2 separate regions of the Homo sapiens genome follow, and region 2 is linked to region 1. A link is an interaction called in ENCODE POLR2A ChIA-PET data of the cell type or tissue named here. Cell type or tissue: Caco-2. All regions are shown on one strand.

The links. Peaks named below come from ENCODE experiments on the same cell type or tissue, not always from the same donor. Only the 100,000 strongest peaks of a DNase experiment are listed, where the experiment ranks them.
Region 2: POLR2A ChIA-PET joins it to region 1 with 13 read pairs; 2 of 35 experiments call an interaction of 5 or more read pairs at or near these places.

What each region holds. Positions count from the first base shown.
Region 1 is chr10:30,181,992-30,184,491 of GRCh38, reverse strand. No RefSeq gene overlaps it. Among named protein-coding and RNA genes, the nearest start is that of JCAD, 120 kb to the right of the region's middle. In Caco-2, no CTCF peak of the experiment used is centred here; a DNase peak (open chromatin) is centred at 1,521.
Region 2 is chr10:29,871,732-29,874,231 of GRCh38, reverse strand. No RefSeq gene overlaps it. Among named protein-coding and RNA genes, the nearest start is that of JCAD, 190 kb to the left of the region's middle. In Caco-2, no CTCF peak of the experiment used is centred here; no DNase peak of the experiment used is centred here.

The DNA.
Region 1 (2,500 bases):
CCTGCACTCTGGGTTCTGATGCAGTGAGGTGCCTGCAGGTGTGTGCAGCATGGTGCTTAGGGAACTGAGGGAAGGAGTTTCCTCATCCTTTCCCCCTCAGACTCTTTCTTGCTGGTTTTGTCCTTCCTTTCTTCCTCCTGCCTTCCTTGCTTCCTTCCTTTCTCTCTCTTTCTTTCATTTTTGAGATGGGGGAATCTTGCTATGTTGCCCAGGCTAGTCTTGAACTCCTGGCCTCAAGCAATACTCCCACCTCAGCCTCCCAAGTAGTTGGTATGACAGGCTTGAGCCACCATGCCTGGCTTCACTCGCTGTCTTTTCCCAACAGGTAAAAATGACCATGTGTTCACGTTGTTGTGAGGATCCATGAGAGAAGTTATGTATTATGTTGGTGCAATTACTTTTGCACCATTTTAACAGAAGCAGGTTGAGAATAGTTAAGCCCTAGACACATGGAAATGCCAGCTGATGGAAAGTGCAGGATTTGGAAATGAGGGGGTCCCAAGCCAGACCCATCTATGAGGAATCCAGATTTGGAAACCAGCTACCTATCAACAGACGCTGTTCCCTGAAAAGCATTGACTTGAAATTGGTGGTCTCTGGGAGGAGGGAGGACACATTCTTCCCTGCTCATCTGCTCTCCCTCACCGCACAGAGGCTGGGACTCAGGTGTGGATCCCTGAGCACAGCTGGGAAGCCCAGCACATCTCTCTCTCCTGCATGGTCCCATACCAGTACTCGGCATTCTCATTTTCAGCCCTTTTTGCTCCCATGAAGAGGAGAGTCTGATGAATGAATTTCCCCAATGATGCCAATTACTGATAAAGCATAAAGTATTATTCTCTTTGAGATGATGGTGTCTGAAGAGGGAAGAAGAGAATGGCCTTTACGTGTAGAATTTCAGGCATGGGCGACCGGAGGGAAAGTGGGCTTTTGATACACACACACACACACACGCACACACACACACATGCACCATGCCCCAGTCCTGCAATCACACATAGGATGCATGCATATATCACTCTCTAGAATGGGCAGCGCTGGCTGGCTCTTCTCTCAGGAGGAGAAAATACCAAGGGCATTGTGGAAACTCCTCTTTCTCCCCATCCTCACTAAGTTTGATGCAGCTTTGATGCTTCCTTTTCTTGCTCGCTAAACTGCAGACTTGTTGAGGCTCCTGTCTTCACACTGCAACTCCTCAGCACATGGGGTACACAGGGCGAGGGAGAGTGAAGGATGGCAAATTCCTCCAGGAAGGCTGGTGTGAGTCTGGCTCTGAGGCCTAGCCCTCCCTGGCACCGGCGGACCCGGGCTGGCCAGGTCCTGCTAGTGCAGATGGCATTCCCAGCCTTTGTGCTCGTATCTCCTCTGTCGCGGGCTAGGTGTTCCTCGGGTGATGGAGCCCACCTCCCCAGCACCATAGCCCTGAAAGCCACATTCTGAGTCAGAGAGAAACCAGGCTGGCAGCAGATTCCACAGCCGCGGCTGTAGGACTGTTCTGTTTGCTCTATTAAGGGACTCTCCTCTTAACTGCCGGGTGAGTCAGAACATTCCATTTCTTCTTCCCTCTCCTGTCTGTCCAGCCCGGCCAGAATTCCTGTCTGAATTCTTCTTCATTAATAGTGATGTGCTCTCCACCCGGAAGTTCCTAAGAGCTCATTTCAGTGGATAATGATTGTTTTTGCAGGAGGGACCCCGATGGTTTTTCCATTTCTGTTTCCATAATATGTACCGAAACCCACACTTCATTGAAAGCAGATGGTGAAAGCGGCCCTCGACATGCGAGGAGACGCCAGGCTACGACGCCTCTGATTTGTCTGCCTTCTGGGCAGCCCTGGCACCGATGGGGGCCAGGACACTGGAGCCCTGGGACTCTGGACATGAGAGCAGGAAGCTGGATAATGGAAAACAAACGGCGGGCCTGGGACGGGAAGATCAAAAGGGAAGGGAAGAAAAAAGCCAATGGAAGAGATGACATCGGGACTCTCCAAGCCTCTCATTCCCGTGTCCTGAGTCTTACAGTGTCAAATTCTTGGGAAAGTAGTGTGCATCAGGCAGCCGCCCCTCCAGAGGAAATTGGTACTAAAGCCTCAGCTCCAGAGACCTGGGCCTGACCCTCAGCTTCGTCTGCCTCTGTGTAATGTAATGAAAAGCATATTCTCCAACACATCTTTCCCAAGCACATAAGCCCGATTGCTCTGTCTCCAAAAAAGGCAAAGAGGAGGCTTGCTGATTTCCCAACAAAAAACCGTCACCACCGAAGCCTGCTGTGGGAAGCAGGCTTTCCACAATTCTGCGTTGTATAGAGGTCCCAGGCACTGGCCCTATTAAGTCCCTTAACCCTAAGCTTCCAGAATGCAGACCTGGACTCTACTCGCTCAGCATATTCCTCGGTGACTGTTGCTCATCCGAAGCCACTGTCCCTGTAGCTCTGCTGGGCGCGCTGGATGGAGGGGGCAGACACCCAGCTCTCCTGGGCAGTGGAGAAACCTGCACAGCCTCA
Region 2 (2,500 bases), 310 kb after region 1:
GCAAGTAACTTTCTTAAAAAAAAAAAGAGAGAGAGATTTCATAGTATCTCTCTGTTGTAAGAATTTTGAGTTTGTTCATATAAAGTGCTTAGCAGAGAAGCAGACATGACAAATGCTCAATGAATGTGAGCTCTTATCATCTGCATTGTGGTCATTGGTGGCATCATTACACCCAACAAGCACTCACCTCAACCCACACAGCCAAGTGTGAAAGAAATGTCACATATTTATTCTAAAACTGCATTCATTGTCTGTTTTGAGCCCCCCATTTGGAGGCATATTTATCCCAAGCAATTCAGAGTCACTTCCTTTCCTTGAGTGGGGGAGAGTTGGCTTCTGTAAGCCAAGGTGGTGGGGACGAGGAGAGTGGGCAGGTCTGGTCCTGGGGACATTGTCAGTCCATGTCAGCATCCTCTAAGAGCTGAATGCAGCCTCAGGCCTCAGTCTGCACAGATAGCTACCACTCTCCAGGGTTCCTCAGCCAAGCTCTCTCTCCCCTGCTTTCAGAGCCAGCTTGGGTTATGGCCATGGGACCCCTGAGAGGCTGGATAAACCCTGATGCGACTCAGGGCCTGAGCAGCCATTTCTGTCCGGGGATCTTGTTACCGCCCAGAGCTGGGCCGAGGAGTGGGAGACCCAGGATTCCTCTGTTGATTGATTTCCCCAGAACTTTTTTCCCCCTACCGGAGGCTTTGGCCCAGAGAGAGCAACACATGGGACCTCCCTTGGTTGAATCCTCAAAATCTATGAATACTCCTGACTTCTTTTCTGGCTGTCTATCCACTGTCAATTACAAGGACAGATGAGGGACTAAATGTTTGGTTAGTTCACAACATTATCCCACTGCACCCTGAATAAGTTACTCTTCCACTTCAGCCCCCGATGGAAGGCTCCTATTGGGCATGGTGGTCTTGCTGCTTCTCTCAAATAACTTCCTTCTGCCCGCACAGAAAAGCTGCAAGAGCTCCTCAAAAGAGCCCGTGGCTGTCATCTGTGTCCTTCTGCAAGGGCCCGCACAAAGGTTTGTGAAGCCAGCCATTTACCTTCGAGAGAGGGAATTTTGAGAGGCTTTCACGGGCAAACAAGCAAAGCATTCCACTCCCATCAAGTCTCACAACTAGGGTAACTTAGGGCTCAAAACATAGCTTAGTTTCATCCTATTAATATGTCTAAATAGCTTACAGAAAATACGGGTAGGAAAATAAGACGAAGCAGGAAGAGTTTACTCCACGTGCCAGGGATCCATACTTGCTACAAGACAACCCCAAAGGGGACCCACCTTTCTAATAGCCCAGGCAAAGGAAGTCACATCTCTCCCCAGCAGGGAGAGAAATTCCCACCATGGGTCTCAGGAGGGGGACACTGTGTAAGGCAGTGAATGAAATTTCAACCGTGTCCTTCCAGGAACAGATACAGTGAACTTCCCACATATAACACCCTGGGGGGAGTTGGACAGTTGGGGGAGGGGGTGAAAAAACCACCCTGGGTACAGACTGAGAGCATCTTGACAAAGGGAATTCATGTAAAAATCATTCCACAAGGGTCGGTATTGTCAACCCTGGCACACATCTCGCTGCTACTTAAATACATAATAAATAATCTAAATACACCTAAAAGAAAGTTTAGTAGATAGAGAAGAGAATAGACTACCTATTATTAGGGCAGTTCTTCCCAGATTGTTCCTTTCCAGTATCCAGTGAGTTCAGGTCAGAGTGACCAACTGTCCCATTTGCCCGGGACTGAAGACCTTCCCAGAATGTGGAATTTTCAGAGTTAAAGCCAGGATAGTCCCAGGGACACCAGGATGGTTGTTCACCCTAATTCAGGATGACAATGCATGGTACCTGGATCATAGCTCTTCTGTGTTGCTGGGTTTTTGTTTGTTTTGTTTGTTTGTTTGTTTGTTTGTTTGTTTGTTTTTAAGAGACTGGTGTTACTCTGTAGCCCAGGCTGGAGTGCAGTGGTACAATCACAGCTCACTGCAGCCTCCAATTCCTGGGCTCAAGTGTTCCTCCCACCTCAGCCTCCTGAGTTGCTGGGACCACACCCAGTACAGAAGGAGTCTTGCTATATTTCCCAGGCTGGTCTTGAACTCCTGGCTTCAAGTGGTCCTCCCGCCTCCTCCTGAAGTGCTGGGATTACAGGGGTAAATCACCCTGGCCAGCCCTGTGTTGCTGACTTTAAAAGTCGGACAAACCGAGGTAGGGAGGAACCCAAGAGGAAGTAGAGAGCTGCCAGATCTGTGCAGGGAAGGGGACTGAGAGAGTATGTGGCAGGGCCTGGATTCTCCTCCCGAAGTCTTCTCTCCTATAATGCACAGGTCAAGGCCCACAATATGCCTGGCCTGGTGCTTTGTCTGTTCCAGGTGCTCAGTCAATGCGAGGGTTCAAGTTGAATGGAAGTGACTTAGGGGAAAGCGTTCCTCAGCCTGTCCCAGCTCCTTTTGCTTCATCTTACCTTGAATCTTCAGCTTCTGTTCAGGGCTGAGCTGTGTGTCCTG